2 separate regions of the Homo sapiens genome follow, and region 2 is linked to region 1. A link is an interaction called in ENCODE POLR2A ChIA-PET data of the cell type or tissue named here. Cell type or tissue: A673. All regions are shown on one strand. Links, peaks and the distances in the headings refer to the core of each region. The heading gives the core; the rest is flanking DNA.

Evidence for each region. Peaks named below come from ENCODE experiments on the same cell type or tissue, not always from the same donor. Only the 100,000 strongest peaks of a DNase experiment are listed, where the experiment ranks them.
Region 2: POLR2A ChIA-PET joins it to region 1 with 12 read pairs; 5 of 35 experiments call an interaction of 5 or more read pairs at or near these places.

What each region holds. Positions count from the first base shown.
Region 1 is chr20:43,921,225-43,932,869 of GRCh38, reverse strand. All of the region lies in intron 1 of TOX2 (TOX high mobility group box family member 2), which reads right to left. Among named protein-coding and RNA genes, the nearest start is that of TOX2, 12 kb to the right of the region's middle. In A673, for the core only: a CTCF peak has its summit at 6,958; DNase peaks (open chromatin) are centred at 5,309, 6,089, 6,819, 7,459 and 1 weaker place; H3K4me3 peaks cover 1,859 bases; H3K27ac peaks cover 7,379 bases.
Region 2 is chr20:43,973,986-43,985,630 of GRCh38, reverse strand. All of the region lies in intron 2 of TOX2 (TOX high mobility group box family member 2), which reads right to left. Among named protein-coding and RNA genes, the nearest start is that of TOX2, 65 kb to the right of the region's middle. In A673, for the core only: no CTCF peak of the experiment used is centred there; a DNase peak (open chromatin) is centred at 5,870; H3K27ac peaks cover 1,469 bases.

The DNA of each region.
Region 1 (11,645 bases), core at 1,718-9,717:
CTGGAGGATGCACGGAGGGAAGCAAGGCCCACTGATGTCTCTGCTTAGAGGAAGAAGCCGCTGACCTGCCCTCAGTCAGAAATGGCGGGGGGGGGCAGCAACCCCTCTCCAACCCCTTGCCTTCACCCAACCCAGGGTGCGGGCCCCCAATCCTGGTGTGAGCCCCTCAAAGCCCCTCCGAGGGGATGTCCATGACCTTTGCAAAACTAAATGCAATAACCAAGTCCTATGTGCAGAGAAGACCCCAGGGCCAGCCCCAAAGGCTGCAATAATCCAGACGTGTGTTTGGACAGGAGGCACCCTGCAAAGCTCCGTCAACTCTGCCTGTCGCCTGAGGAGGGAAGCGGTTCACCTTTTGCTAATCGTCCTAATTCATTTTTTATTACTAACTTCCCTGTTTTCTATTTGCTGTCTGATTGAAGATATTACCGAAGGCATTTAAACAGCATCAGACCGTACCACAATGGCAAACATAACTCTTTTTATTGAAATCTGCATTAATATACATATAAGTCCCTGAGATCACAAAGACCTCAGGGTCCACATGCTAGACCCTAAATGAAGGCAGATTTGGCAAGAGATATACACAATGGAAGGGTGTTCCGAAGGTAATAAGCTGTGCCAGGAGGGCAGGATAAAATGGGCACTTTCTCATGCTTCTGGTGAGTGGTGATGACCCTTTTGGAAAATGACAGGTCAGCAGAAATCAGGAGCCATAAAAATGCTCACTCTTTTTTGACCCAGAAATTTTACTTCCTGAGTCTTCTTTGATACCCCACTCTCCACCATACCCCAGATCCAACTCATCCCCAAACTGCATACATCTTCCCTCCTGTTACCTCCCACGCCCTTACTTCTCTTCATTTCCACTCCACCACCACAGTCCAAGCCAGAGTGGACCAACAGAACTTTCTGCAGGGATGGAAATGTCTGTATCTGCGCTGCCCAATAGGGGCTAAAATACCCACATGTGGCTAGCGAGTACTCGAAATATGGCTAGTGTGAATGAACTAAATTTTGTTTTATTTTCCTGTATTTTCAATGAAAAGAGCCACACACGGCTACTGGCTACCTTACTGGATAGCATGGCCACAAGCCATCATCAATTCTCCCCTGAGCCACAGGCACCACCTCCCAACTATTCTCCTGCCTCCACTCTTGCCCCGTCCAGTATTTTCCCCCACAGAACAACTGCAAAGATTCTTCTAAAACGCAGCACACCTCCAGGACTCCCACTGCTCTTAAGTCAACGTCCAAGCACCCAGACATGGCCTCTGAAGCCCATGTCTCCTATGGACATTGGGCAGCCCAGCCCCAGGGAGCCCACAGTGTCAGAGATGCCAGATGGGAAGGGCAGGAGCACAGGGGAGGATAGCAGTGAAAGCCTCCAGGAGGGGGTGGCGCTTGAGCAGAAATTTAACAGACGTGTATGTTTAGCGAGGCGTGGTGGCACATGCCTGTAGTCCCAGCTACTTGGGAGGCCGAGGTGGGAGGATCGCTTGAGCCCAGGAGTTGGAGACCAGCCTGGGCAACATGGTGAGACCCCTTGTCAAAAAATTTAAAAATTATCAGGTGTGGTGGCCTGTGCCTGAAGTCGCAGCTACTCAGGAGGCTGAGGCAGGAGGATCGCTTGAGCCCAGGAGGTCGAGGCTGCAGTAAGCCATGTTTGTACCACTACACTCCAGCCTGGGCAATAGAGCAAGCCTCTGTCTTTTAAAGAAAAAAAACATAAAAGATGTATGTGTAGGAGTTTGCCTGGTGGGTGGGAAACACTAAAACCAGAGGCCTGGCAGTCAGAGTCGCTCTGAAGGCTCCACCCATGAGCAAACGACAGAGATTCCCCACACTTCCAAAGCCGACATTCTAGTGAAGGGGATAGAGGAGGGAGGAGAGAAGGACATAAACAATAAACATCAGGAATAGGTAGAAAGAAAGCGATGGGTAAGGGGCTTCCAGAAAACCATGGTAGGGCAGTGCAGTTTGCAAGCCTTGAGTATTAAGAAGGCAAAGTGTCAAACACTGCCCTTGAATCTGCACCGTGGGATCATAGCAGGTGATTTCCCTCATTTCCTAAACTTTTTGGCAGGTAACATAGTGTTCATAATTTACAGTTTAATTTTTTTAAAAAAGAAGAGTGATAACTTCAGGAGAGAAGCCACCAAAAAGTCCTGCTTGCTCAACAGAAACATTCCCATGGGCTGGAGAGAGATTTTATTATCTCCGAAGGCCAGGCCAACTGTGCCCCAGATACCCCAGCCCAAGCAACTGGGAGTGACGCCTCCCTCCTGACAAAGGCAAGGTCATCATTCCCAGGGAGATGGGAAGGGGACAAAACAGGGGCTGCATCTGCCAGCCTTGCCCCAAAGGGTCAAGCATTGATTAAAAGCCATGAGGACAAGGATTTCAAACATCATCCCTCTTGAGTCATATCTCAACTTTCCTCCTTGGACTCAGCTAGAGATGGGCCTGGCATGTTTCTACAAGGAGAATTATAGAATTCACATGGATTAACACTTGCAGGCCCCAAACACTGTGTCCCTCACATATATGTGTTTAATCCTCCTGGCAACAACATATAAACAGGGTAAGTGAGGCCCAGAGAGGGTGAGTGGATTATTCTTAGAAACACAGCCTGGGCTATGTTACGGTGGTCATCTCTGAAAAATATAACCTGCCTCATTCATTCATTCAATCTTTCAACAACTTTTTACTGAGCACCTACTATAGGTCAGACACCATGGGGATGCAATGGTAAACAAAATAAGCATGAGCCTATTGCTTCTTAAAGTTTATTATCCTGAAGGGGGAGCAACCAAGTAATTTCACAGATATATGATGCCACGAAGAAAAATACTCAGAAGCAGCTGGGCGCATTGGCTCACGTCTGTAATCCCAGCGCTTCGGGAGGCCGAGGCGGGTGGATCATGATGTCAGGAGATTGAGACCATCCTGGCCAACATGGTGAAACCCCGTCTCTACTAAAAATACAAAAAGTAGCCGGGCATGGTGGTGTGTTCCTGTAATCCCAGCTACTCGGGAGGCTGAGGTAGGAGAATCACTTGAACCTGGGAGGTGAAGGTTGCAGTGAGCTGAGATCGCACCACTGCACTCCAACCTGGGCAACAGAGCGAGACTCCATCTCAAAAAAATAAAGAAACAAATAAAAAATTAAAAAATAAAAATACTCAGAGGCTATGGTAGACAAAAAGAAAGACAACTGCACAGATGAGCAGGTCAGACTCTGGGAAGACGAGGATGAAGCTGAGGTCAGAGGCTGGGCAGGAGCCAGCCATGTAAAGAATGAGGGCAAGAACATTCCAGGCAAAGGGAACAGCATGTGCAAAGCCCCTCAAGCGCAAAAGAACAGGGTGGGGGGATCTGAGAAATAGCAAGAAGGCCAGGTGACTGGAATGGAGTCACTGAGGGGGACTGACTCTGACTTTGCTCATCACCATGTCCCCAGCATGAAGCCTGGTTCCTGGAACAGAGGCTGGAAATGCAGGCAGAGGCAAGCTCACGTGAGGACTTATGGGCCAAAGGAGTTGGATGTTATCTACTCACCAGGGCAAAGCACTGGAAGGCTTTAAGCAGAAACCTAAGAAGATGTGATTTAGGTTTGTAAGAGTTCATCAAGCTACAACAGAAAGCCATTGAGCAGCTTTGTGGGGGTTTTTTTCCCTGTTTTTGTTTGTTTGTTTGTTTGTTTGTTTTTGAGACAGGGTCTCACTCTGTCGCCAGATTGGAGTGCAGTGGAATGATCTCAGCTCACTGCAACCTCTGCCTCCAGGGTTCAAGTGATTCTTCTGCCTCAGCCTCCCAAGTAGTTGAGATTACAGGCACGAGCCACCATGCCCAGTTTTTTTGTTGTTGTTTTTTTTTTTTTTTTTTCATATTTTTAGTAGAGACAGGGTTTCACCATGTTGGCCAGGCTGGTCTTGAACTCCTGACCTCGAATGATCCACCCGCCTCTGCCTCCCAAAGTGCTGGGATTACAGGCGTGAGCCACCACGCCCGGCCCCACTGAGTAGCTTTGTATGGAGAAGAGACAGGATCCAATTTACGCATCATAAAGACATTGATGGTGGCCACCATGGCTCCTCAGCTCATCCTGACCTTTGGTCACTGGATAGTAAATGTCTCCAAACTCCATGGAAAGCGAAGTTTCCCCAGCTGGCATGTGGAAGGCAAAGCAAGACAAAGAAGCGAATGACAGGGCGTGTTGACAGAGCGTCAGACAGAAGCATGGCCATAGGCAGATGAAAAATTGTCCCACAGGACACCTCGACAGGCCGTGACTTGCTGTTAGCATTGAGCCATTAAGAAAACACAATGATGTGCTTCGCTGATCCTGAAGGACGTAATCCAGGTCGGCATGCAGACATTTAGTGCTCCGTCCAAAGCAGCAATAAAGCGACCAACACAAGAGCAGCTGCAGGAAACCTGCACTGTGCAAGTGGGCGGCCAGGCCCTTCAGTGCTTTTTATTCCTTCTCTCATTTAAAATCAAAGCCTGGCTCTTAGGCATCTGTAGACAGATTTGGAAAGGGAATTGAAGCTAACTACACCAGGTGCTTAAACATACATCATTACCTCATTTAATTTCATAAACAAGTAAGCATTGCTCATCACATTTTGTATACGAGAAAACTGAAGTCAGAGATAATAAACAGCTTTCCAAATGCCCCTGGCTCCCTTCTTCAGCCTCACATCTTGACACTCTCAGCACCTTCTATGCCTTTGCATATGTTGTTCCTTCTACCTGGAATGCTTTTCCCTACCTTCTTCACTTGGCCAAGTTCTACTCACCTTCAAGCACAGGCAAGTGTCCCTTCCTCTGAGAAGCCTTTTCTGACTGTCCCCAGCCTAGCCTGGTGGTCCCACACTCCCCTGTGCTACTTCAACATAATGCTTACCACACACATTTGAAATTGTTTATTTCTGTCTCTCTAATAAGATCATGCTTCTCAAGGAAAAGGACCATGTCTTAATTACCTGTTCCTGCCTGGCACCTACCACAAAGCCTTGCATACAGCAGGCAGTGCATGCTCCTTGGATGGCTGTATGAAGGAGGGATAGAGGGAGGGAGGGAGGGAAAGAGGGAGGGAGGGAGGGAAGGAAGGAGGGAAGGAAGGAAGGATGGAAGGAAAGAAGGAAGGAAGGAAGAAAGGAAGGAAGGGGAAGGGAAGGAAGGAAGAAAGGAAGGAAGGAAGGGGAAGGGAAGGGAAGGGGAGGAAGGAAGGAAGGAGGAAGGAAGGAAGGAAGGAAGGAAGGAAGGAAGGAAATTAACTCTTCATAGGTGGCAAAGCCAAGAGCCAAGATTTGATCCCAGGCCAGTATGACTCCAAAGCATATCTCATGATGTGTGTGTGTGTGTGTGTGTGTGTGTGTGTGTGTGTGTGTGTGTGTGTGTGTTATATAGATCATCAGAAAATGTACACAGTGTGGAATATATTTCTGAGGACTCCATTCGTCCTTCCAAAAGAGATGCCAAAAATACCAGCCCACAGGGGAAAAAAGTAGGATGATGAATATGGGGGAAAGGGTTAACCAAACCCTTTTCCTTGTTGCAAGAGAATTTCACCTTTGTTAATTGCGGAGCATAACTCCCCTGGAAACCTGAGGAAAGTGGGACGTTAACTATGTTACCAGGCAACTCTGCTTATGGTAAAAATGACCCCTGATTGGTAAGTTGCATTTGAACTGGGAGGAACTATAAATAAGTTATAAATATCTGAAAAAGAAGCCATAATTTGGGTTTTCCTAGATGCAGAGAAATTTGTACCTGACATGTCCCTGGGTCCTTGAAGCTAAGCCTACGGAATTGTTACAATGGATATGGCAGCTGGGACAATAAGGCTTCTAAGCCAGGGTGGCTTCCACAGCCACCCATTGTGTATCTCATTCCTTTGCACTTGAACTAGATCCTGGGAGGGAGGGGGCAGCAAAGAGAATAGCTCCTGGCCACCTTCGTGGACCACTGCGGAGACTGTTGCAAGAATTACTTGTGCAGAAGAGAACAGCTCACGTGCCTTGCTGGCAGGCTGTGTCAGGCTGTGTCCCAAATCTTTCGAGGAGACTGGTGCCAAGTGTCCCCTGTGTTCATCTTGTGAGTCTGAATGTTTCATTGGTCCTTAAAAACTCCCTGTGGGAATTGCAATGAGAAAGAAGGGAACTGATACAGGAGAGAAAAGAGACAGCCCCAATGGGAACAAGCGCTACACCGATCCTGAACTGAAAAGCTCCTTAGACTGTACAGTGTATAAAGGCACTAAAACCTAGTATAGGGTCTATGCTCGCTGTTCTACAGAGGGCTCGGTTCACCTAAACAGTGCCTGGAGGAAGAAATGAGGGAGGGGAAGACTTACTTGCTCTCCCACAGACCTAACCACCAACCTGAGATGCAATTGTGATTATGTGAGGAAACCACGACTCAGAGAGGCTAAGTGACAGGTCCAAAGTCATACAGCTTATAAGTGTCAGGATACGAACCCAGGCACTTCCATCAAACTCAAAGTCACATTTGGATCCAACATCTGGATTTGCATAAAAATGAACTTCCATCTCAGGTGGACATAGAGAACAGAGAAAGCATGGGAGTGGGGGTGGGAGACCTTCCTAAATAATGTAAACAGGAAATATTTGCAGAATAAATGAGACATAAAGGGCCCAGGGTCCATCTTCCACATCATAAAGTTCAGTTCAAGCCAAAACACAGCATGATGAAACAATAAAATATATGCGTGGCATTGACCCTGGGTTATACTACTACTGAGTCGATTCATTTCCGACAAGTTTCTAAATCATTCCTGCAAATCAGGCCCAGCTTCGAAATAAGCACATTTTAATTAGCTGTAATGTAAAAAGCACTCTAGGACAAGGAGCCAGTGATACACTCTTCCACCCCTGCAGCAGGAGGAAGTGAGCTCCCCCTGGCACCCTGACAGCTGCAGAGCAAGCTCGGGCCAAATTCCAGCTCTGCCTAACAGCCCCCTCTGCCACCCTTCTGTTACTTGATTCATCTGGACCTCAGTCTTCTCACCTAAAAAAATGGGGACAAATGTGCCCAGCATAGTTCTTAGGAAAACTTAAGGCACATAAGAAAATAGGAAAAGGCTGGGATCAGAAACGTTATGAGACTGCTAGAAACTAAGAAGTCAAAGAAACAGACTGACAGCGAAGCCTGTGAGCACTAAGGAACCGGCACCCAACACCTAACTGAACCCCAGAACATTCCCAGAGAGAGGAAGCCTGCGCTGGGACCCCTGTGCCCGTCCAAAGCCCTGGGAGAAGCTGTTTGTTGGTTTTGCCCCCAGGCTAATGCCAACCAGAAGAATTCTCTAATTGAAATGAGAAATCTGCCTGGGAGACTCCCTCCTGCGGGTGAGCACAAGGCTGGAAAAAGTGCACCAGCGCCCTGGGGGTAACTGCTGGCCTACCCGAGGGACAAAGAGGCCCCCAAGGACTTCGTAGGCTCATCCCACACCGCAATAGAGTCTGCACTCACACACCACACACAGAGCGTTTCTACTCAACATCCACCCTGCCCACCCACGCAGTCACGGCTTTCACCCATGTTGAGGAAACTCACAACCACAGAACAGATCTAGATGCCCCCCTCCCATTTACAAATTTAAATGTCAACCGAGAATCACCAGGCATTTGTAGAAAATATCAGCATAAAAGAGAGGCCTAAAAGTGAACAGAAGAATCACCAATAAAACAGAGTTAAATGCAGGAAACAAAAGACCACTTTTTTAAAAATCGAATTACCATCTTCAAAGAGATTCAAGATAGTCACATATCCATAAAAGAAGAATAGACCACGATGATATGAGATCAATCAAGAAACTCAGAATTCTGGGAAAATAAAAAAATGATTCCAGAAATAAAAACAACGAATGTATTAAAAGTAAGGAACTGAAGAAAGGGTTTGATGGGAAGTACACCCTCCACTCCCTTTTCAGTGGACACCCCGGGACACAGGGCTGTGTGTGGAGAAGGGAGAGGGACAGAGAGTGAGAGGGACTTCACTTGTGTCTTTCCTCTTCTAAAATACTTCTGTGTGTCTTACAAAGAGCAAAATCAATTTTTAAAAAATAAAACAGTGGCAGGACTCAAGATAAAGAGGAAAATGGTAGAAAAATGAGGTGCAGTTGGGAGTGAGTTAATGAACAGTAGCCACACCACAGCAGCCTATGTTATGGCTACAGGTGACCCCTCCTTTGCCTCTGAGCTTCCTGGGAGCTCAGTGATGGTGAAAGGCAAAGCCAGAAACACTGACCTGCATTGAGGCTGGGCAGGGCAGATGGCCTCTTGTTGAACTAGACAGGACTCCAGCCCAAAGAGAAAGCCCTGGCTCTTGCCCAGAGGTGACCTCCTTAAGCATGGCCCAGAAGCTCCTTGGAGACCCATCTGGAGTCCTCCCTAACACACAGGAAGATATGTGACAGCTCAGTGCAAGGACTCTGGAATCCCACCCTGGAGCATCTAAGAGCATCTTTGAGCCCCTAAAAACTCCATTAATTACCATTTGTCTTCCCTTGGACCCAAAAAGTAACTATCCTGCCTTTCCTACGCAGAGCAGATGACACATCTCTCTCACTTCATGAGACAAAGAAGAACCTTGAGCAAGTGAGTGACCATCACTAAAAGTCATCCACATGCTGGCCCTTGATTTCCTGGGAAATCTCCCTGAGATGGTCACAGTGGTACTCTCCAGCCCTCTTCCATATGCTCATCCCCCAACCTCAGGAATATCAGCGGCTGGGCTTGCAGCTCGCCCTTCAATGGGACTGCCCTCTACTGCAGTGAACTCCTTCACCCAAGGGAACTGCCTGCTGTTCATTTTTAGGCCTCTCACTTATGCTGAAATGACCAGATGATGCAGAAATCAAAGGCTTGGGCAGTCCCCTCACCTCCATCTGGGGCAACACTAAAGAGCCACCTTAGCGCCACAGCTCCCTGTGGGATGGCGTTCTTCAGAACCACAGGTCAGGCCAGGCCAGCTTCTCCCCGGCCCAAGCACGTTTCCTCCTGTGTCCCCTGCAGGTGCACCCCTTCCGCCCACCTCACCGCAGAGAACTTCCCCACATAAACCTTCCACGAGCAACTCTCCATCTCAGAGTCCTTTTCCAGGCAACCCAATGTGAGACTTTCCCCATGGTGAAGAAGACTCTCCCCACAACCCACCAAGGGGCTTGAGAAGGACACCTAACCATGTCCACACCGGGGCTCCATGCCCCAGGCCAGCAATACATCTCTACTGTCCTCAGTTAAGGCAGGACAATCCTGCCACGTTCTAGTCTAGACCAGAGGTTCTCTAAGTGTGGATCCCAGACTGGCACCATCAGCACCATCGACTTGCTAGTAGTGCTAACTTTCAGCTCCTCCCCAGGCCTGCTGAGTCAGAACTTCTGGGAGTGGAACACAGCAGTCTGTTTTAACTGTGCTCCAGGTGATTCTGGTGGGCTAAAGTTTGAGAAGCAGAGTATCTATCATGGGCTACTGGGGGAAATCAAATGCAAGTCATTAGACTTTCCCATCAGCAGAAGACCAAGAGACAGTCGTTGAGGATGGTCAGAATCCAGCAATGTGATGCATTCCATACTTGTGCACCGTACCCCTGGTTCCAGGCACAGTCCTCTACTTAAAGCCCCACAGGCTGGGGTGCAAGGCTCTTCATAACCATCTCTGCTGGTGTCCCAACTCCCACGCAGGCAGGTTTCCCCTCCTTAGGCTGACAGTATCCCCAAAGCACCCCTACAATGGCTGCTCCCTCTGCCTGGAACACCCCCCACCACTCTACATGCCCCCAGGCAGCCCACCTGGCATTCCTGTAAGACTGCCATTGTGAAACCTTCCCACACTCCCGGCATTGGCACTGCTCAGCCAATTTTATATTTAATTATTACTCTGCATTTTAAGCCAATTGATTACAAATCCACATAGCCATTCACCCAGTAAATAAAACTTTCCTCTGGAGTTACTGAGCCTCCAGGACAGGGCTGAATCCCCAGCACCCAGTAGGCACTCAATAAAAACCTGTTGAACATCTGAGAAACCCAGCAGTAAACAGGCCATTAAATATTGAAAAACCACAATCAGGTTGCTCATCCTGGCAGGCACCAGAATTAGCAACTGTACGGCAGCAAGTTTTAAATATCAGGGAAATTGATCAAAATGTATTATCCTGTGTCATACAACATCATTTCATTAAGATATAAAATTACAATTTACCACAACTCATTAGGTTAATAATCACTTACCATATGTTTTTACTGTTGCTCCCAAACCATGCTGAAAAATCATCCTGTAGGTTTGAATCCATGTAAATAAGATGACTGTCAACCCTGTGGATACAGGATTACTGAAGGGAGACAGTGGACTGAAGCCCTGGCCAGAAAGCACGGTGCCTGCTGTGGTGCTGCAATTCGCTTCACCACCATCTTCTAGTTTACCTGCGCTAAACTTTCTTCCCACATCACTGGTTCTCAACCAGGGGCAAAGTCTGGAGACATTTTTGTTGTCACGACTGGGGGCAGGGTGATGCTCTTGGCATCTACTAGGTAGGGGCCAGGGATAGGACTAAACATTCCGCAATGCATGCAGCAACTCCCACAACAATGTTATTAGGTCCAAAATGTCAATAGCGCCGAGGCTGGGAAACATCATTCTAGATTAGACAGAATTTCCATACCTATTACTTTAATCTGATCTTTGCAGCAACAATAGAAGGCAGGCATTTCTGTCCCCTTGTACAGATAAGAAAACTGAGACCTGAACATCTAAGTGATGTGCATGAGGTCACCTGCCCAAGCCAGTGGACTGGGCAGCTGTGATTTGAACCAATTTCTCTGCCTCCAAAACCCACTTTCTCTGCTGCACAGATTCAAGAAGGTAACAGAAGGTGGAGGAAATGAGCAACTCTCTCCCAATTCATAATCCTGGACACTCCAATAAGAGGCTCCTTCAACCCAGAGGCTCAGGAAAATCAGGTCTAGGGATCAAGACATGGAAGCATCCAGCGTTGGGACTGCCAGCAGCCCAGGGCCAGAAGTGGTGGCTCATGCCTGCAGTCCCAGCGCTTCGAGAGGCCAAAGCAGAAGGATCATTTGAGCCCAGGAGTTTGAGGCTACACTGAGCTATGATTGTACCACTGCACTCCATCCTGGGCAAGAGAGCAAGACTGTGTCTCTAGAAAAAAAAAAAGAAGAAGAAGAAGAACATGGCGGGGCAGCTGTGGAGCATCCTCCAGCAGCTGGTACAGAAAAGCAAGTTCCTCTCGCATTTTAACTTTCAGTTGGGCTGCTCTTTGTGGATGAAAATGAAAGCATTTCCTGCTGGGGCCAAGTGCTACACATACATGGTCTCCAACCCTCAAGCTCCAAAGGGGAGATGTCAATGTCCCCATTTTACAGATGAGGAGACTGAGTCCAGGGAGGTTAAATAACTTGCCTGCCCTGATGGTGGTGAAGGCAGTGTTCAAACCCAAGTCTGCCAGGTTCCAGAATCCATGATGCCTTCATATCCTGAGACCAACTCTAGGAAATCAGAGAAGCAAAATAGATTGCCCTACAGAATCACATGGGGCAAGGAGCCACACAGCAGGGGGACTGCTGGACCAAGGGGGAGGCACAGGACCTTGTC
Region 2 (11,645 bases), core at 2,238-10,237, 52 kb before region 1:
ACCTCAGGCTAACTACCAATTGCTATGTACCAAGCACTAGAATAACCACTTTGGATATAAACACACTTAATTTACTTCTGCATCACTCTGAGGAACTTCTAAAGACAAAATTGAAGCTCAGAAAACTTGGTTAACTTGTCCAAGCTTCCCCAGCCACATGTGTCAAGATTATCATTTGAGCCCAGTTCTGCCTTCTCATGTCATTACCTTTATAACCCAGCTCCTTATCATCATGCCTGGTGGGCTGAAATGTGACACACAGCTTCCAGCCTCATTGCGGGGCCCTCTCAGCATTGGTGTGACTCAGCCAGGTGGGGAAGACCTCTGGGACAGACCATTGTCCCTCCTGGGCGCTCAGGCAGTGGGTGAAGGGGGCTGAGCCCTTGGCTGTAAGTCAACCCGGAAGGTCCCTCAGAGATATTCATCCAATCCCCATTCACAGATGCAAAAACCAGAGCCCAGAGAGGACAAATGACCAGTCTGAGGGGACACAGGGAGAGAGGCTGAGGAGGGGCCGGAACCAGGATCCTGACCCTCCAGAAGATAAGAACCCAGTCCCATTCTGAGAAAGTCCCCACGTCTGGCTTCATTTCCACTTCTTGGTCACCAGTGAGCTCACACACAGCAATGAACAATGTATAAAATCTTCATTCTCTGACCCTCCCCAGTAAAAACTCAGGTCCTACAGGGGATGCTAAGTTCGAGGTGGCTGGGAGGTGGCTGGGAGGGGGAAGGGTGCTGTTTTTAAGAAAATCCTTGAAATCACGTGTCCACCCCACTGCTATCCCCTCCCCCAGGCCCCTGCACTTCCCACATCATCATCATTGTTTCCATCCCATTTAGAGAGAGTGAACATTTCCTGGGATTCAATTTCTCTCATAATAGTTGGAAGGAAACAAAACTATATGCCATAAACATTCACTGCATTGTATGAAAAATATCTTTATGACAGGGGAGGCACCATAAATGCAGACCAAAGTCCTCCCCCCATCCATTCCCCAATGTCTCCATGCCTGCGCCCTCAAATATTTAAACGTCTCATAGGCAGGAATCAAGAGCTTTAAAATAAATATATTTTTGGCCATTGGGATGTAAAATTAAGATTGGTGAGATATAAGTACTCACTCCTCCTCGGCAGTTTTCTCTCAGTGAAAATAAGAGAAGCTAGGCCATTTTTTCTGAGTATGTGTTTAGGGTTGATGGGGAAGAGCTCATTAGTTCAATCTGACATATATACTCAATTCTCTCCATATACACAGGATGGGCTTTTTCCCCCTCCTTGTATTTTATTCTCCAACTGTGAAGTGATATTAAATTTCATCAGATTTGAACAAAATCTATGGTCTTGAAACAGTTTCCTTTAAGGCCTCTGGTATTTATTCAGAACTCATGAATCATGTTCTGATAACACAACCATAATTATTTTTAAAGTGTGATGTTTGTGGCTTTAATAGGAAATGCTTGCAAAAGGCCTTTTCTCTTTGATTGTTTGTAATCTTAGCAGTAATCACCGCTGTTACCTTCTCCGCACCACAGCGGGTGAAACACAATTTCATTTTAATATGAATCGCGAGCTCTTCACCCAGGTTTTAATTAAAGCAATAAAAGCCTTGTCATCTTTGCCCTTTACAGTGTACACAGACTCAGAGGCCAGAATTACTAAGACAGAAATCTTAGATTTCAACAGCAGCAGGAGGGTCGCCTGCCTCCAATACATTTACTGGGGAGGGTTTTTATTTGTTTCGAAGAGCCTCACCCTCCTCTGCCTCTCTGTGCTGCAGTTTCCTCCTCTGTAAAATGGGACAGCAATAGTGCCCACCTACACAGTTAATGTGAGGATGAAATGAGACCACCCATGGAAAACATTTAGCCCCTGAGCCTGAGCCTAAGGAGGTGCAGGGCAAATGTTATTGATCATCGGTATCATCATTTAGTGCTGGAAAAAACAGACCATCTACCCTCATTATTCACATGAGGAAACAGGTTCAGAGTGATACCAGCACAGGTGAAGGCCTAAGAGCAGGGCGGAGCCTCGAACTCAGAGCTCCTGGCTCTTTTTCCCATTCTGGGCATCTGACACTGCCCCCTGCTGGAAGGAGGCTGTGACTTTGAGGCCGCAAGGACCTCAGTGCTCAGGGAGCGGCAGGTCTGAGTTCTCCTCTAGAAGCTGAACAGCACCTTGTCTTCTGGCCTCCTGATGGTACCATCTCCCCACCCTAGTGGGGAGATGCTTGATCCAAGTGGTGAGAGAAACAGACCAGGCAAACTTGGGGATCTGTGAAGGAAGGTTGCTGCACAAACATGATGGTGGTGCTGGAACCAAGAGCAAGAATCACGAACTCCAAGTTCTTGTGTGTCTGTTGCATGCCAGGTGTGGTGTGAGGCACTGAGAAGCCTCATTCTGTAGCATGAGGATGTTGGCCTGTATGACATGATGGCTGTACTCCAGCACACGTTCTGCTGGAGCATCGGGAAGGGATGCTACAGGGGCAGTGGGGCCAGGGGCCACACTGGGTGCTGCGCATGCCCTGTGAGGCTCACAGCCAGCAGGTTCACATTTGGTGGCACACACCGCACCCCAGAGACCTGAGAGCTCCCCAGGGAGCACCTCATGTGTAAGTCCCCAGAATCTTTATGTTCAATTGTGCAGTGTCATTCCCCTTGCAAACAGCTCTGGAGCCACTGGGATTCTCACTCTAGGAACAAAGTACCCTATTTCCCAGCCTTGCCTTAGAACACGCCTTCTGCTTGCCTCCTGCCTCAACAGGAATTTCAGAGGAACTGACATCCTTCTCCCTCTCCACTGCCCCATCCATTCAGACCCCTGCTGATTGTCCCTATAAATCCCATCACACCCAGCCCCATCAGCATCCAGCCCCTCATTCTTCCAGCCTTCAGTTCTGGGTCCCACCTTCCCATCCACCCTACCCCGGCATCCTTCCAGGGCCCTTCAGCTCAGCCACCATGCTGTGCTGGGCAGTGGGCTCCTCACCTCCCAGGAGCTTCTCCCCCATGCAGCTCCCTGCTCCCCAGGCATACCAGGCCCCTGCCAATGCCATGGCCTGCTCACTTCCAAAATCACCAGCCAGCGTCCCACTCTGAATAAGGTGTCCTTGCCATCCAGCTGCTCCCCACTAGCTCTTTAGCTGCACTGGACCCCAGGCCCTGGGACCCGTCTTCTCTCTAAAAGCAGCTTAGATTCCCTGATCCTTTACATTAGTCTCTTTTGAGTAAAAAAAAGCTGTTGTGTCCTTCTGGTGCAACTGCCTGGCAGATCTCTTGCCCTGGATTAACCCACCTGTCTGCCCCACAGCACAAGCACCGGGAGCTCATTCTCCCATGCCCCACAGCAAATACCCCAGACCTCCCCACCACCTCTCACCCGCAGTCCCCTGGCTCTTGGCCCACCAACTCTCTGAGAAGACTGACACCTTCAGGTGCAGACACCCTCTGCTCCCAGCCAACCCATCTACAAAGCCACACTCCTTTTCTCTGCTGTCCTCCACACCCAGCACTCCCAGCTAAGGCCAGAGCCACCACCTCTGAGCAGGATCCAGACCCTCCCACTTTCTCTGAAATCTGAAAGCATCCCTTAGCCTTTCCCCCTCCTAAACCCAGAGCTTCACCCTCTCTCCTGACACTTTCCATTGATGACTAAATATTCTAAAGACTTTTCTTTAAAAAAAAAAAAAAAAGAAAATCCCTTCTATGGAATCTTCATCTCATTGAGCTCGGCCCTGGCCCTTGTCCTGCACAGCTAAATTTCTCACACAAGTTGTCTATATTTACTGTTTACATGTCCTCACCTCACGCTTCTCAATCTGCCCATGGGACCAGAACAATGACCCTGCACATCAAAACTGCTTATACTGAAGCCCAGAGTCACTTCCTTTTCGCTAAGATGACTGGACACATTTCAACTTTCATCTCACCCAATCCCTCAGAAGTGTTTGAGCTAACTGACTCTCTCCTTCTTCTTACATTTTATTTAACTTTCTAAAGTTATAATAAATTCCCATGGTTTAAAACTCCCTAAACATAAAAAGATACGGTGAAAAGTCTTTTTCTATCCCTGCCCAGCACCTGCACAGTTCCCATACCACGCACACACACACAGAGGTACATGCATGTACAACGCGCAAAGCCACTCTAGCGTCCATGTATCCTTCCAAGGTTATTTAATCAAATGCAAGCACTTAGAAATATACATTCTTATCACCTTTTTGTATAAATGGTAGCATACTGTACTGTTTTACATCTTTTTTAGTAAAGCAATATCAAAATGAATAGTCTTGAATATGTCATTTCTCATATGTACAAATATATCTGTAGGGCATATTTCCAAAAAAACGAATTGCTGGGTTAAAGGTCAATGTATTTGCAATTTTGATAGATGTTGTCCATTTACCCTGCCCACAGAAATGTATAAAGTACCTGTTTCCCCATAAGAACTCCAACCGAGTGTGTTATCAAACCTTTGGATTTTGGTCAATCCAATTGGTAAAAAATGGCTGTCTTATGATTTATGAATGATTCTTAGCACTTTTCACATACTTAAGAGCCACTTGTATTTCTTTTTCTGTAAACTATTGGTTCATATCTCCTTCCTTTTTTTCTACCAGGGTTTTGAACTGATCTCTAGCAAGTCTTCATGTATAAGGGTGATTAGTTCTTCAACTATGGTGTAAGTTGAAAATATTCTTGCCCAACTTTTGTCTACTGACTTTACTTATGCTGGTTTGGCCATACAAAAGTCATATGTTGATTTTATGTTAATTTTTATATTTATATTAATTTAGTTTTATGTTAATTTATGGTCCAATTTTAAGTCTTTTCTTCTGAGGCTTTAAATAGTAGAAATGCCTTCCCCACACCAAACTTGTAAAGTATACCTTAAGGTTTGTTTTGCTGGTGCCTTTATGGTTCCCTTGAGTATGTTTAAATGTTTGATTTAACATTTATCAAATCATTTTTTATTTTTAATTTTTGTGTGTACATAGGTGTACATATTTATAGAGTACATGAGACATTTTGATACAGGCATGCAATAAGTAATAATTACATCATGGAGAATGGGTTATCCATTCCCTTAAGCATTTATCCTTGTGTCACAAACAACCCAATTATACTCTTTCAGTTATTTTAAAATACGCAATTATTGACTATACTTTGTTGTACTATCAAACATTAAATCTTATTCATTCTATTTTGTACACATTAATCATCCCCATGTCCCCCCTCTGCCCCACTACCCTTCCCAGCCTCTGGTAACCATCCTTCTACTCCCTATCTCCATGGGTTCATTGTCTTGATTTTTAGACCCCACAGATAAGTGAGAACATGCAATGTTTATCTTTCTGTGCCTGGCTTATTTCACTTAACATGATGATCTCTAGTTCCATCCATGTTGTTGCAAATGGATCTCATTCTCTTTGTATGGCTGAATAATACTCCATTGTGTATAAATACCACATTCTCTTTACCCATTCATCTGTTGATGGACACTTAGGTTTCTTCCAAGTTTTAGCTTTGTGAACAGTGCTGCAACAAACATGGAAGTGCCGATATCTTCAATATACTGATTTCCTTTCTTTGGGGTATATACCCAGCAGTTGGATTGCTGGATCATATGGTAGCTCTATTTTTAGTTTTTTGAGGAACCTCCAAACTGTTCTCCACAGTAGTTATACTATTTTACATTCCCACCAACAGTGTACGAGGGTTCCCTTTTCTCCATATCCTCACCAGCATTCGTTATTGCCTGTCTTTTGAATATAAGCCATTTTAACTGGGTGAGATCACATTTCATTGTAGTTTTGATTTGCATTTCTCTGATTGTCAGTGATATTGAGCAACTTTTCATATGCCTCTTTGCCATTGCAGGTCTTCTTTTAAGAAATGTCTATTCAAATCTTTGGCCCATTTTTTAATTGGATTACGAGATTTTTTTTCCTATAGAGTCATTTGAGCTCCTTATATATCCTGATTACTAATCTCATCAGGTAGTTTGCAAATACTTTCTCCCATTCTGTGGGCTGTCTCTTCACTTTGTTGATTGTTTCCTTTGCTGTACAGAAGTGTTTTAACTTGATGTGATCCCATTATCAAAGGATTTTATTTATCCTTTGATAAATTTTAAGGAACTGTGGATCCAACATCCTTTTCACCTAGATCCCCTCTCTTCTTGAATTACTCTGCCCGTGGTTTCTAAGACTCCAAGTTCTCCTCCTACTTCTCAAACCACTCCTTCTTAATCTATTTCACAGTCTTCTCCTCCTCTACTTTGCCTTCAAATGTTGGAGCTCAACATCTCAGAGTCATTGGTCCTCTGCTCTTCTCGTTCTTCCCTCTCTCCATAAATCTCCTTCACTCCCAAGGTTTTGATATCATGGGCTGAAGATTTCCAAATTTACTTCTCTTATGAGCTCAAGATTTGTACCATCATCTATCTACTTGAACATCTCCATGTGGATGAGCATCTCAAATATAACACATCCAAGTCTGGCATCATCAAACCTGCAAATCCCCAGGGTTTCCCCAACTCAGAAAATGGTACCACCATGCCTGAAAATGGGCTCATGGTAGAAGCCTAGGAGTCATCCTTTACCCCTCCGTTTCTCTCTCCCTCTATGTCCATCACTGTCAAGACCCACTAACTTTATCTCCAATGCATCTACTTCTTTCCATCCCCTCTGCCACAATCTAGATCTTGATCCTTTACTTGGCCTATTACCAACCCTCTCAACTTGGTCTCCCTGTATTCATTCTTGTCATTGAGAGCTTTTAAGACTGCAAATCTGATGTCATTCATGTCATTCAGTCTGACTCTAATACACACACACACACACACACACACACACACACACAAGTTCTTTCAATAATTCCTGTAAAAAATGTGAGCTCTTTAGCAGAAGTGGTATTTAGAGCTAAGAGAGTGGAAAACTCTACACACAGCCAGGAAGGCTGTGATGAGGAGGTGACATTTGCAGTGCCCCTGAAGGAACAAATAGGCATTTGTTGGTTGAAAAACACTAGGGGATTCCCATCAGAGGAAACAATGCATACAAAAACACCAAGTTGTAAATGAGCGCAAGAGGTGAACAGAAGCTCTTGTGTGACCAAAGCATTATATATGGTAAAAAATAATAAGTCATAGCTAGTTTTTCTGACTCTGGTTCTTTACATACTCTTAGTTTAGCTTCCTCTGAAGTACAGCCTGAGATGGGGATGCCTGTGAAAGTGACTTGAAGAGGGCTCTTAGAAGAAGGGCGGGAGGGAGGCAGGACATGACAGGGGAGGAGCTGAGTAAAGATTTGGCCTTGGTGGCTGGAGTCTGGCTGGATTAGCTGGAGCCCATGAGGAGTTGCAGAGTTGGTCACTCCTTGAGATAAGGATATCGGTTTCTAGACCTCCCCTTCTATCCTCTCCTGGGTTCACAGTTCCAATTTTCCAAAGAAAGAGTAGCTGTGAATAGTTAGCAGCCAACACTCACAGCAGCTGAATGATGAGCAGGACTCTGGTGAGGCAGCAACAGAATCCACAATACACACACACCTCATTTACTTCTCATGACACTCTAGGAGGCAGACGCTGCTACTCCTCCCATTTGATAGGAAGCTGCTATCACTTGCATAAGGAAATCTGGCCCATGCTGAGGCATGGAGGAGCTGGAATTTGAATCCAGGTCTGCTGAGTCCCAAGCCCACTTCCCTTTCCTCCTCACCTCGTCCCAGGAAGGAGGAGACTCTTTCTGGGTCACATCATCAGGAAATATCCATTTCTGTAACTCCTGGACAGAGTCTGCTCTCAACAGGAAAGAACTGACCTCTACCAGGTCCTCTACCCCCCTGGAGCTGCTGATGGGGACACAGCCCTATCTGAGAATTATATCTCATTCTCAGGCCACCCCGGCAAGTCTGGTACAAAAGTAACCCAAGGTCCAAGGAGGGAGAGGGAGTGTGATCATTTGTAGAAGCTAAAGCAGCTATGGGAAAATTTATGTGGAGTCTTGCAAAAACCAAACAATGGAGAATGTATTTGCAAAAAAAAACACTTCAAGCCCGTAGAGCGGCGGTGAAAGTTTTCAAAAAGGGACACAGTCAGCTAATACATACCCTAGGGGAACCTCTGTCTCAGCTGCGGTTTCTAAGTAAAGAAGATGGCATCTCAGGAGAAGTGTTACATTAAAGAACAAATTTGTAATACGATTTGAATGTTCTGGGCCAGACATAGTGACTCACGCCTGTAATCCCACCACTTTGGGAGGCCGAGGTGGGCGGATCACTTAAGGTCAGGAGTTCAAGACCAGCCTGGCCAACATGGTGAAACCCTGTCTCAACTAAAAATACACACACACACAAATCAGCTGGGTGTGGTGGCAGGCACCTGTAATCCCAGCTACTCGGGAGGCTGAGGCTGGAGAATCACTTGAACCCAGGAGGTGGAGGTTGCAGTGAGCCGAGATCAAGCTACTGCACTCCAGCCTGGGTGACAGTGAGACTCCATCTCAAAAATATATACATATATTGATTGGATGTTCTGGAAGCAAATGTTTTCCAGAAATGGCTTCCCACTGATATTCACAGCCTTGCATATAACAGGTGTCCAATAAACATTTGCTGATTGGGTGAACCTTGTATTTAACTGTATTTATAAAACATATTTTAAGCCATTTAGAGTGTTTATCCTCTGAATCCTCTAGTGGCTGTGAGGGCTTCATTTTACCCAAATGTTGATGTCAATCCTTAATCCAGTAATTTGGACAATACAATTCTTGCAGTTGATGAGACAACACATTGTGAGAGGGTGTTCACGTGTATGTGTGTATGTGTGTGTGTGTGTGTGTGTGCGCGCGCGCTCGCGTTGTGAGTTCAAGAAGCACTCCAGGGAAAAGAGGAAGGAAATATATAGAACTTTCATCATTCAAGTCTAGAAGCTAGTAGGGTCCCACTGAGCTGCAAGGAGCTATAGGTACCAGAAAAGTCTAAGTTATTTTTCAACAAAATCATCATGAATCATATCCCATATGTTTCCTACATGTGGTAGTTTGTAAAAAGGCCACAATATTTTGCAGCCTTTCCCATCAAGAGGTAGAGGCTATTTCTCCATTCCTTGATCTAGGCTGGTCCTGTGACTGGCTTTGACCAATAGAATGTGTTGGAAGTAGATGTGTGTTTATTTCAAGCCTGGACCTCAAGAAATCTTGCAATTTCTGCTCTTGCTGCTCTGGGAACCCTTCTCCTACCATGTGAACAACCTGGAGCTAGCCTGCTGGAAGCTGAGAGACCATGTGGAACACAGGTGAGCCTCCCATACCAACCAGCCCACTGCTGATCTGGCAATGTATTGCTGCTGCTAAAGTGATCCTAAGCAAGGCCAGAAGAACCACCCAACTGAACTCAGTTAAACTGCTGACCCACAAAATCATTAACCAGATAAACATTTGTTGTTTTAAGCCACTAAGTTTTGAGGTGTTTGTTATGCAGGAAAAACTAACGGATACACTATAAGAAATCTAACTGCAATTGCAAAATTTGTTCACATTAAGATTGGCTCATGCCACTGGCTAGACTTAATTAATCTCAGAGAATTTTGATATCTTCTTCATAAAGTCCTAAGTTAGGGAGACCCTCTGGGTCACAGCATAAAAGATTTAGAAGGACCCTCAGGAAGTCCAACCACCTTGTTCCACTGTTAGGGACATTGAAGTTCAGAGAAGAGCAGGGGCTACCATCACTCATTACACAAATATTTTCTGAGTGCTCTCGGTGTTCCAGACACTATGCCCCACTGGGATACACAGCATTGGACCAGAGAGACCAGATCCTTTCCCCATGGTGGTCACAGTTTAGGGTGGAAATCAGGCATTAACTAAGTCATCACAAGGTAAGTAGATGACCACTGTGACAAAAATTATGAATTTTTGTCACTATGAATTAAAAAGACCTGGTGCCATTTTAATGAGAATCATGGAAAGGGGACCTAACGTGGGTTTGGCAGTCACAAAGAGCTCTCTGCAGAAGTGACATTTAGGCTGAGGCAAGTCAGTGGACAAGGCAAGGGAGGCTTGTGGAGCTCCGAGTCTGAGCTTCACAAGTTTGAATGCCAGCTCTAGTGCTCCCTGGCTGAGTCACCTTGATTGAATCAGCCAACATCCTTGATCTTCAGTTGCATCATCTATAAAATTGACTGAACAATAACGTCTACTCATTCTCGAGGCTGTTGTGAAGATTAGCTGAAATAACCATTGAGAAAAAGGCTTTGCAAGCTGCAAAGTGTTGGGGGAATTGTTGAGGATATGACTGTTAATGGTTTGGGGAGGGTGACATTTATTTGTACCAAGTCTCCTCTCCAAACGACTGTGCTCTCCTCTGCCGAGGCCTAGAGCAGACACAGAGCCCCACTGAGTCCCACTTTTCCTTCTTGGTGGAAGGACATTGCCAATGCTTTCCAGTAGGTTCCAGAACAGAATTCACCATAATATAGTTCTGAAAACCAGGGCTCAATATGTTAACAAAAATACTATTTAAACATTGTGAAAAGGCTCAGATGAGATGTCAGGGCTAACTCTGGTCTGCTGAGATGAGACTTCAGTTGATTATGTACAATTAAATGACATCAGTGTACTCTTCCAAAATAACCACTTCCAAGGCCTGGAGTCTTGCCCACCAGTCTTGCATGTTGGCGCATGTCAATGCAATATAAAGGCAGCTTTGCAGCAGCAGCATTATGCTCACACAGGGACAGGCCAGAGAGGGGCATGGTATGGTGGCCCCGGCATGAGCGATCCTGCAGCGGCAGGGGAGGGGGCGCAGCACCCTGCAGCAGAGCTTCCATGCCCCACTGAGACTACAGTATCTTCCTCACTAGTAGTGCCCCCTAGGGCCACAGGCCCATGTCTTACTCATCTATGGCCTCCATGGGACCTGTCACAGAATAGGGACATAAATATTTGTGAATTAATAGGCTTCTATTGCCCCATCTGGAAAATATGTGCCCAGCCTGATGGCTGAGGGGCCACCCAACTTGGACTGCCATAGCCCCCACAATGGCAGAGACAGAGGGTAGAGGTCAGCTCCAGGGCCGGGGTTGCCCTCCAGCTTCCCAAGTTTCTCAGCAGCTATAACCCTCCTTGGCTCTCCAATCAGTGTCCCGAGCTGGTCCCACCCAGCAAGCACCACTGCCTTAGGGAACCATCCTCCACGATGCCATGCCTGTAATGAGAATACTTCCTGGTATCACATTCTGCCATGAGGACCCTCCCTGGGGTTCCGGCCTGCAGTAAGGACTCTCCCTGGGGCCCCCGCCTGCAGTGAGGACCCTCCCTGGGGCCCCAGCCTTCAGTGAGGACCCACCCTTGCATCACTTTCTGTAGGGATGACATTCCCCAGGGTCCTGGCCTGCAGTGAGGACCCTCCCTGATCTCAGCCTAGAGTGAGAACCCTCCCTGGGGTCCCAGCCTGCAGTGAGGACCCACCCTGGCATCACATTCTGCAGGGAGACCCTCCCTGGACCCTCAGCCTGCAGCAAGGACCCTCTGTGGCATCATAGTCTATAGTGAGGATGCTCCCAGCTGAGAGAAACATTAATTTTCAGAGACCAGGCTCTCAGTGGAAAATCTGATTCCAACTGGCAACTATGACCCC